Regions from separate parts of the Mus musculus genome. Here regions 2, 3 and 4 are each linked to region 1. Evidence: chromatin loops called from intact Hi-C (ENCODE). Cell type or tissue: left cerebral cortex. All regions are shown on one strand. Region 1 holds the start of Crnde (colorectal neoplasia differentially expressed (non-protein coding)). Region 2 holds the start of Rpgrip1l (Rpgrip1-like). Region 3 has its middle 19 kb from the start of Gm36243. Region 4 overlaps Fto (fat mass and obesity associated).

The links. Hi-C counts contacts between places; a loop is a spot of excess contacts. Peaks named below come from ENCODE experiments on the same cell type or tissue, not always from the same donor. Only the 100,000 strongest peaks of a DNase experiment are listed, where the experiment ranks them.
Region 2: a loop joins it to region 1, with 3 times the contacts of the local background. A loop is called at or near these places in 9 of 42 quality-filtered maps.
Region 3: a loop joins it to region 1, with 5 times the contacts of the local background. A loop is called at or near these places in 13 of 42 quality-filtered maps.
Region 4: it touches region 1 in a loop (19-fold over the local background); 22 of 42 quality-filtered maps call a loop at or near these places.

What each region holds. Positions count from the first base shown.
Region 1 is chr8:92,354,889-92,357,388 of GRCm38, forward strand. Crnde (colorectal neoplasia differentially expressed (non-protein coding)) reads right to left here and starts at 1,232. Exons shown (of 4, transcript NR_110452.1): 1 at 800-1,232. In left cerebral cortex, CTCF peaks have their summits at 998 and 1,236; DNase peaks (open chromatin) are centred at 447 and 1,317; H3K4me3 peaks cover 1,231 bases.
Region 2 is chr8:91,311,958-91,314,457 of GRCm38, forward strand. Rpgrip1l (Rpgrip1-like) reads right to left here and starts at 1,265. Exons shown (of 26, transcript NM_173431.2): 1 at 1,246-1,265. It overlaps Fto (fat mass and obesity associated), which reads left to right and starts at 1,568. Exons shown (of 9, transcript NM_011936.2): 1 at 1,568-1,663. The coding sequence starts at 1,619. In left cerebral cortex, a CTCF peak has its summit at 1,421; a DNase peak (open chromatin) is centred at 1,460; H3K4me3 peaks cover 1,980 bases; H3K27ac peaks cover 1,305 bases.
Region 3 is chr8:91,190,001-91,192,500 of GRCm38, forward strand. No RefSeq gene overlaps it. Among named protein-coding and RNA genes, the nearest start is that of Gm36243, 19 kb to the right of the region's middle. In left cerebral cortex, a CTCF peak has its summit at 1,014; a DNase peak (open chromatin) is centred at 1,018.
Region 4 is chr8:91,530,887-91,533,386 of GRCm38, forward strand. All of the region lies in intron 8 of Fto (fat mass and obesity associated), which reads left to right. Among named protein-coding and RNA genes, the nearest start is that of 4831440D22Rik, 64 kb to the left of the region's middle. In left cerebral cortex, a CTCF peak has its summit at 1,266 (motif pointing right); DNase peaks (open chromatin) are centred at 1,295 and 2,173; H3K27ac peaks cover 185 bases.

The DNA of each region.
Region 1 (2,500 bases):
ATTAAAAACAGAGTAACCTAGCCCTAGTACATGTTTAGAAATATACAAATGCAGCAGTAAGGGGGAATAAACGAGTCTTGGTGATCTGGCATGAGGGTCCTACCTCTGCTGGTGTATAAAAAGCTTCAGCGACAAGAGACCCGGAACTACAGCTAACAAGTGAACAGTTTCCCAAATGGAAAAGCTGACGGAACAGAAAGGAAAAAAAAAAAAAGGTGTTTGTGTGGGGAGGAGTGTTGATTCTCCCCTAGTATCAAGATAAAAAGTTAAAACCTTGTGTTTGCCAGCAAGAATGTGTTTACCAAGCGAGAATATAAAAGCTTTCTTGTAAACATGGAGAAAAGGACGCCAGATGCTATCTGAGTTCCGTCTGCCTGCTAATGATCAGCTTTCGCCTTCCCTCTCTTATTAACGCGGTTCTGTATCAGACGCAGGCGGCTGAGGCCAGCAGAGCAGCAGAGCCATCAGTGTGCAAATAAAGCAGAAAATAGAGACATCCTTAAGAAATGAGCCTTAAATTTGATGTAGAGCGGAGGTGACAACCAGAGAAACAAAATCGCAAATTCTAAATGTTTCAATATCTTGCAGGACACTTTCTAGTCCTTCACACACACCAAAAAAAATAAAAAAAATAAAAAAAATAAAAAAAAAGAGAGAGAGAGAGAGAGAGAGAGCAGAAAAAATATAGAGTGGGGAGCAAGATGGGGAGGGGGAGACAGAAACAGTCAAGTCGCCCAAGTGGCAGGATTATGTAATGAGGATGTCTGCGTGACAGACTTGGGCTCTCGGTGGCACAAACCTCCTTGGCTCGCTTTCAGAAGTCTTCGTCCTGGACCAGAGCCGAGACACTGATGCCGGGGACACGCGTGGGCCAGGGAGACACGCCCACGCGCGCCTGCCCGCACTCAGACCGCGGGGCCCTGCTGCGTCCACCGCCATCGGCTTGGTGCGCGGCTCTGCGCGGGCCGCGGACGCTCCCTCGTGGCAGGCCGCGCCGACCGTTAGCCGGGCTGAGCGGGCGGAGCCGGGGGGCGGTGCGGACGCGGGAGGCGGGGACCCGCGCGTCGGGGCGGGGACGCTCCCTGAAGAGCTCCGGCCTACCCCGAACCCGGAATGGTCAGCCCGAGAGGCAGCCTCAGGCCGCCGCACGCTCTCCAGGGCTCCGGTTTCGCGTGCCGATCAGTCTAGCTCGCAGCCGCCCGCTTCAGCAGCCGACCGCTTCTGGTCTCCATGACAATACGCAGCCAAAGACCCTCCCAGCCACGCCCCCTGGCGCTGGAACTCCGAGGGAAGCGGATTACGTCATCCAGAGGAGGGGCTAATGGAGACCAACGCCCAATCAGAGGCGAAGCTGTGTAGGGGAAGGGCGGGGTAGGCCTAGAGGTTCTTGGAGAATGTAGTCCGCGGGGTCCAACCTCTCGGGGGCGGAACCTGTATCCTGAGTGCTAAGTGAGGGGGCAGTCTGCGCGCGTGCGTGAATGCGCGCCGCGGTGCGGGTCCCTGTGCGATCCGCGTGGGGTTAGTGTTTGCCACGGCCCCAACCGAGCAAACTGCTTGCTGGCTAGTGAGAATCATTACAGGAAACTTTGTGTATTGTTACGCTCCAGCCTGCGCGTGGCTGGGTTGTGAAAGGCCACAAAATGCTTGATGTGTGGTGTGTGCACTCTGCCGCCGGCGGTCCTGGTTTACCAGCGCCCCTGTCTGTCCCAAAGCTTCAGTGCGTTTGTAATTTGCGGCGGCGGGAGGTGGAGACCAGGGACTAGGGTCTGTTTTGCCTTCTCACTGTGTGGCCGTGGGGGGTTTGGGGAGGGGGTGTTCCGAGAACTCTGCCTGGGACTCTGTGGTGTGTGTTTGCCGGGCCAGCGCCTCGCTGAACAAACAGCGGTTGGGTTGGACACTGTTCACTGCCCAGTGTTTGCAGTGGAACTGGGGCGGGGGCGAGCGAGGGTGGAAGGCGACTTAGTGGAACAAAAGGGGCGAGACCCCACACCCTCCGGCTCCACAGACCTGACGGGGCAAGCTGCTCGTGGCTAGACATGAGAAGCAGGCATCGCTACTTGGGATGGCAAGGGGCCGGGGGCGTCTGGGGGACCGACTCGGGTAGAACAGCTTCTCCGTCGGGCACTTCTTGCCCACTGCCTTCCTCGTTCCAGAGAAAAGTCACACCCCCAGCCAGAGACCCCAGAGTCTCCTCTCTAGCCTCTTCTCGTCGTCTGCCAGGGATGGGTGGAAGGAAGGGCTAGCGGGGCCCCTTCTACTTAGGCCTGGCTCTTGCCCACCTGCTGCAGTTGCTGGCGCAGAAAGGCGGTCATCTCGGCCTCGCTGTGCCCTGAGCGCCGGCATCCATCGACTCTCCCTGGGATCTGAATTCCAGGTCTCCAGCTCAACCTAGAGACCTCCGGCAGGAGGGAGAAGCCACTGTGGAGCGTGGAGGGAGAAAAACCACCTCCCAGCCCAGCTCTCGGGAGAACAAGACGTCCGCCAACTTCGCTATTCGCAC
Region 2 (2,500 bases), 1.0 Mb before region 1:
CTTGCTCCTAAGGCTCTTCTGTCTCCTCATACTTCAGAGCTCAGTCCAACTGACCTTTCCTTAGAGTTTCCCTTACTGTTCTGTGTTAATTTTCTTCCTGGTTTCTAACTTTTCTTTTTCAAGGGAAGCCCAGGCTGTCTAGGCTGACATGAAATTCACCAAGAACACTAAACATACTGGCCTCAAATTCTCTATTTTTTCCTTGTGTTTTTTTTTTCTTTAAAAAATGGGGGGGGGGGTCATCTCACTATATAAACTTGGCTGGAATTCAAAGATCTCCCTGCCTCTACTTCCAGAGTGTTACGATTAAAGTCGGGTGTCACCATGCCCTGAGTAGACTCTGAATTTGTCCTGAGTGTGCCACCACCCTGCTGTGGCTTATTGCTTACAGCAACAGCCTTTGTCATTATCCCAGAGTTGTATCGTAATTCATTGTCATGTCATGCATTTTTAACCTAGTATATTTTCACACCTATATCATAGTTTCTTGCTTATATCTGTCCCCTACCACTCCCCCCCCCATCTCTCTAGCTTCCTCTCACTGGTCTCCTTCCTCCCCCAAATAGTTCCTCTTCTGCTATCTGATGTCACATAGTAGACATTAACGCTATCATTTATTGAATGAATGAATGAATGAATGAATGCCAGGCACTGAGTTTAAACAAAGTCTCTGCCCTGTAATGGCTTTAACAGACTATGGGAGTAGTCAGATGAGAAACAGTAATAAAGAATAAAAGATAGGCCACTAGAAACTGATTGTGGTGGTGGGAACTTGAGGCAAGACCTATTATTGATTGAATTTGAGACGAGCATGGGCTAAAAAGGCTAGTTTAAGGCCAGCCTAGGATGCATAGGGAGACCCCCTTTTAAAAACTAATCGACAATCAGCAGCAGCAGCAACAACAACAACAGTAACAAGCCAACAACAACAACAGTAACAAGCCTCTTGGGAGGCTTAGGTTCTACCATCCAAGCCCAGTTTCTGGGAAACAGAGTGAAATGTGACTGGGACCTTTGAGTTGTAGGACTTAGGGTTGCCAATTCTTATCAGCTGCGTTTCTGGCTGGGCGGGCGGTCAGGGCGAGTCAGATGCAGGCCTGCGGATGTGGAGGTGTGTCGGGATGGACTGCTTTCCACGCAAGAATCCCAGGTCTATCCTGGGCTTCGAACAGACTCCAGGCTCAGTTGTGAGGCCGCGGAAGAGCCAGCCAACCTGCATTAGCCCCCACCTCACAGAGTACTCACCTCCGCGTTCGCCCTCAGCTAGCTACCGGTTGCTATAGCGCCCAGGGCGCGAGCCTCTGCAGGCCCAGAGGAGCACGGGAAAACAGTGAGTCCCGTTACCCACTGGGAAATGTAGTTCTCCGTAGGGTGCGGGCCGTCGGCGGGTCGCGTAGCGGACTACGCTAGCCCTGCTAGCTGACTGGAGAAATTCAGCTCCGGAGCCCAAGGAGTACTCGGGAGTCTCGCGCAGCATTCTGGGAAGGGTAGTTCTTCTAGGTATTAGAGCAAATGGCTCCAGGCGGGAGAGAGCCGTTGAGAGAACTACACACAGGAGGCGGGGTCCAGGGCGAGGGGGAACACGGCCCACGGTGGCGAAGGCGGCTTTAGTAGCAGCATGAAGCGCGTCCAGACCGCGGAGGAACGAGAGCGGGAAGCTAAGGTATGTGGGGCTCCGGGCGTCTGGGATTCTGTGTTAGTCCCGGGCTAGAGGCAGGGGACCCGCAGACCCGCTGGGATGGCTGAGTGGATGCTCGGCGTTAAGCCAAGGGGTGTCAGGGCCTTGTTTGCAAGAGACCTGCAGACGTGGTGTGAGTGTGCGCGCGCACGTCTGTGCTGTGAATTCATATTGCTCTGGATGCAGATCTGGATACAGTTAGTCTTGGTCAGAAATGAAAAGATAGACATCTATGTCCCTGTCCTGCTTCTGTCCCTATTCCTTGGTTATATTTGTAGCCACTCTCGAGCCTCAGTTTACCAGTTTACCACCTGTGTGTTTTCAGCTCGAGCGCAGCTGAGCCACAGATTTAGTATGGTGACATGTTTTTATTTGGAGCATTGCCTCAATGGCCAGATGACTTGTCTGCGTGGTCAGCACATCAGATACGCTTTACATAGCTTCTGTGGGTAGTACATTCCTGGACTCCGTCCTTGCTGTTCAGCTTTCTGACAGTGGACACTCCTTGGGATGACAGTAACAGCAACGGCGACTTATTTGCAGCATTTTTTTTTTTTTGTATCAGACACCTACATTAAATGCATAATTATTTCATATCATTGCAGCAGATGGCAAGACAGATATTACATAGGTAGAGTATAAACAGTCCGTTATGAAGATGAGCACTGGAAGCTCAATATTTTCCTTTTCCCCCATCCCCAAAGTTGGGACCTATTGATTTGTTCTAACTTATCAGCATTCAGTCCCCCTCAGTGGACACAACAGATTCTGCCCATCTTAAAAGTCTCTCTTGTCTGTAGCTCATTTGGCCAAAGGCCCTTG
Region 3 (2,500 bases), 1.2 Mb before region 1:
TCCTGAATTCAAATCCCAGCAACCACGTGGTGGCTCACAACCATCTGTAATGAGATCGGATGCCCTCTTTTTTAGTGTGTCTGAAAAACAGCTACAGTGTACTTACATATAATAAATAAATAAATCTTAAAAAAAATAAGACCTTGACATGTTTATAAACATACAATTTATTTTTGCTCAGTAGGATTTTGACAGGTTATTTTCTTTCATCTTTTTTTTTTCCTTCACAAAACAGTTACTTATTTAGGAAACAGCTAACTATATCTTATTTTTGGACACAGGCTGGCCTCAAACTTGCTACTGATCAAGCCCACGCTGGTCTTGAACTCATGGCCCCTCCTGCTCCAGGTGTGTGGAGCCAAGACCAGCCTACCTACACTTCTGAGGGAAAGATGACTGAAGAGGATAAAAATGTTGCTGATGTATGAGGTTGGCTTCTGCCTCTGCCTGAATCAAAGGACCTCATTCATGCCCGCTGTTTCTACTCTGTCTCTATTTCTGAATCACTCAGGGTTTTGGTCTTTTCTTTCCTTCTTTCTCCACCCATATGGAAATGCTTCACCCAGTCAGAGCAGCCTTCTTTCTGATGATGACTGGGATGGAGTCTAACTCAATGCTATACCAGCCTCACAGTAGGTGCTAATTGAATGTTTGTTGAGAGAATGAGAAAGAACATGGGATCTTGGCATCTTAAAGGCTTGTATGGGTTCCATTGCAACAATAGAGAAACACAGTGGTAAAAGGATATTTAACTCAATTCATAACAAACAGTGGTTTAAAATAGAGACTCCAAGCCGATTTTGGCTAAAGAGGTTCTGGTATATTCTGAACAGCTGTTATTGTAGACATAGTCTGAGTAAATAACTTCCAGCGTAAGCCGCGTCTGCGTTGAATAAACAGTGCAGCTAGAAGAAAACACTTTATTAGTGTTAATTGCAGCGAGCCTGTGCTCCACCCCTCCGCTGCTCGCAGAGAAACCCAGTGCATCCGCTCCTTGCTTAGGCTGTAGATGGAGCCATAGCCTTACAAAAGGCTGTCGCGGCGCGGTGCGCTGGGGGTGCTGGGCTGTAAAAGGCAGATGTTTGGCGCTTCTCTGGCTGAACTTTCTGAGTTTGAACAACCAGAAAACGCAGACTTTTCCGTGTGCTGTGCAGCTTACAGGGATGGAGGATGCTGATGGTGGTGGCGGCTTCAGCCTTTAACTGCCCCCCAGCCCCCATTTGACCTCAACAGAGCTTGGGGAAGAAGAGGCCCAAGAGTCCTGCAGACATTTTTTTTAAGCCTGTGGTAGCCCAGAAGGTCTCTGAGACAGAGTCTGGCCTGGCAGCAGAGATGGCAGGGCACCTAGCCTTGCTGCCCTGATTGTGCCTTCTCTTTACCAGCAGGCCTTACACCCAGGCTGCTAGCACCTGGGCATTTCTGGTTGCTGGGGGCTGCCTGGCTCGTTCAGGCAGGCTCCAGTGCTAGGCATCTATGCTCCAGCAGTGTTGGTCTGTCCAGCAGGCACGAGAGAGAGAACGCACACTCTGCTTTCTTGGGAGAGAAAGGGCTCACAGGGAGAGAGGAAGAAGAGAAGGTAATGAAAGGGAGACAGTTATCAAGTGTTTCTCTTCATGCTGAGCCTAGATGTAACTACATATGTGAACATACACACAGTATTATAATATGCATGTCTGAAAATGTTATAATGAAACTCATTATTTTATAAGTAAAAGCAATAAAAATACAATCATTTTTGGTTGGGGGCTAGCTTAGTGGTGAAGTGTATGCTTAGCACAGTCAAGGTCCTGAGTTTGATCCCCAGCATACACACACACAGAGGGAGAGAGAAAGAGACAGAGAAACAGAGAGGAGAGAAAGAAAGAAAAGGAGAAAGAGCTTTAAAGAATATTTGAGTGTGTGTGCACACTACAGATGTATCTTTGAGGATCCATATAACTGCTACTCACAAACATTCTGGTCTCAGAACACCCTCATACTCTTAAAAAAATAACTTATTGGGAAAAATGTCACTCAAGCATTGAGGAATTTGGAAGAAATATCATCTAGCTACAAATGTTAGTAATGTAGATGTGGCATTTGTATACCTACAGAGAGGCTGGGGCAAGGAAGAGGCATGTGTCGCCAGCTACTCCTCTGCACAGTTCCAGCCCTGATGACAACTGTCCTTCTCCTCCAAACTTTCTGTGTCCTGTGCACGAAATCCCTCACTAAATTCTGAGAAATTGATTTTGGACAATCTCCCAGGACTTCTCCAGTGTGGCATCCACATTAAACCACAGAAAGTTTTGAGGGTTCCTTGGGTATGCAGTACCCCTCTCTGCAACCAGATTTGCTCACAGTATAGGTCTACTGACCCTACATCTCTCTTTGCCTGCCCCTACTGGTAGTTAGTTCTGCCTTACCTACCATCAGGTGTGGACTTTTCTGTTGTTCCTTTGGTGTGATGTCCCAGGCTGGCTCACATTATCCCTGGCTTTTCTTTTTGAAAGAACAGATA
Region 4 (2,500 bases), 820 kb before region 1:
CCAAGTTGTCTTCTCACAGCAATAGAACAGTGCCCGGACGGACCAAAAGAACAAAGTCAAGAATGCACTCTTTCACACTGCCCTCTCCTTTGGCAGAGTGTCCAAATGTGAAGCCCCACACTGATAATGGAGGCCCGTTAGTGCTGAGTGAGGTGTAGAGAGGAAACAACCTGCGCTAGTCCTTCTCTGGGCTTGGGCTAAGTATTCGCACCTAGAAATGACAGATGTAGGTCTGGGCTCCAGGCTCTCTGAGCAACTGGGTGTAAAAATCTAGGCAGTTCACAGACACTTTGGATCAATTCAACTTTACCTAAAATACAGCGTCTTGAGCCACGTGACCCTCCAGGCAGGTGACATCTTCCAGCCTGGATAAAAGATCCCGGAGAGCGGCAATCATAGACATGGCTTTCTCCCTCCTTTCCCTTAAAACTTGGAGTGGAGCCACCGGTAGTGATAGTGAACTAGAACCAGCTGACAACAACTGGAAGTGCTCAGTGCTCTCTGTGATGAGACTGCAGCTCAGGATACAGAGCACGTCGCCCAGGCTGACTGCTAGTCAGTAGTAGAGATGAAACTTAAGTTAGCATGCCTGGCTCCGCTGCTAGGAGCACAGTGGGACAGTGGCAAAGCTCTGTCAGCTACTCACATGGCTCAGTGTGTTGACTTCGGTCTCACCGTACAGGACGTCCAGTGCTTCCAGGTCTTTCCCGGTGTGGGGATAAGCAATTGTGTGTGTAAATACCTATTTCCTCTGCCACCTGAGCACACCTCGCCGTGTGTGCCGCTCTGAGTGCATCTCTCGGCGAGGCAGTCATCTGCAGCCCGTGCCGTATGAATCTCGCCACCATTAGTCTTCTAACGGGAAGTCTCCACCTTTTATAGCTGTGTTGTTTCTTTTGTATTGATTGCAATCTTTTTAGGAGGCAGGAGAGTGGGGAGGAAGATGAGAGAACATCAAAGTTGAGCCTCCAAGACTCTGTACAGCCTCCAGGTCAAGTAATTTTGGGGCCGTGTTAATCAAGGCCGAGTGGAGCAGGCGCCCTGAGGTGAAAGGGTAGCGATTTATCTGCTCTATCACAGGTTCCTCGTCAGCGGAACAGTATGTTTATATCTGGGAAACAATTTACTACACGTGAAGAATAGTCATTTTATTCTATCTCAGGGGTGTCCCCAGTGTATTTTACAAATTTACTCTGTAATGAATATTCCAGGTTATAGATAAAGTTGAGCTGGCTTCTGGTTCAGAAGGTGCCAGGTTGGCGGAGTGCAGCACAGACGGCCTGCAGGGGGCACTGTTGCGTCATTTATCAGAACTCTCCAGTATCTTGTCCTAGGACAAAAACAAACCAAACCAGAGAAGGAAAATAGGCCAGTCACCTTAAAATTGCTCATTAAAATTATTTGACTGGTCCCAGTGTTAGGCATGAGTGTCGATCGGGCAGTTCAGGATTCAGGCACAGACAGAAACAGCTTGCCATGTCAGGAAAAACCGCAGTGATTGGCATGACTTCTGATTAGCCTCCTCTGTTGTCACCCCTGGACTTTGTAATTTAATAAACATCCACGTTTCACTGATCACCTTTGTTGGCTCCTGAGATGTCCACACTGTAGAAAAGACTTCCTTCTGTGGTGTTCTGAGTGTCTAGCTTGAGTCCTGGAAGAACCTTTTTAGAAATCTTGATTCTCTATTTTTTGTGTATCCTTCACTGCCAAAGATGATTGCTTGTTTGTTTGTTTGTTTGTTTGTTTAATGAAGTCATTTTTTTCATGGAAGGCTCCCCTGTGGGACCTGGCCTGAGCTGTCAGTATACCACCCAGCTCCTTGACAGTTCCAGGATTGCTGCCCATCCCCTTCCGCTCTGTGGCTCCACCCACTTGCCCCAGGGTTGAGCTTCAAACCCCCTACCTCCCTGCTCAGCTCTGGCTTCTTCTGTCCCTGGCCATGAGGCCTGCTAGGTGACTGTGATGAAGCCTCAGAAAAGCCCGGGTTGTGCTGAGTGTGTGTCTGTGTGCGTGTGCGCATGTGCACTTGTGTGCGTGCGTGTGTGCATGTGCTCTCACACTCGTGCTCAGCAGCAGCAGCAGCAGCAGCAGCAGCAGTCACACTGCCAGCCTCCTCTGCGCCCTGCTTCACCATCAATTACGCCATGTGTTTCGTCCAGTTGGCGTTCCCCTCCCAGTGTTAATTATAACCTACAAGACTGTTAGAGTTAATTTTATGGCAAGCATATTGTCTCTTCAAGGCTTCAGAGCAGCTCATAAATTATCTTGAAGGTAAAATGTAACTTGGGGAACCAGTTATGAAAATTCCATCCATCTCGCTTAGAACTGCAGCTGCTACTGTCAGCTGCCTCGCTGCTGCATTGTGAAGGAATTACGGTGGGTCAAGTTTAAGAGGGTAGGCCCGGGCTGTCGTGGAGGAGAAAGGCTGTCCTGGCCCTGTCAGACAAGTGCCTTCTGCCAATCCCCGGTGGTTTCACTTTGGAGGCAGGCAGAGGCA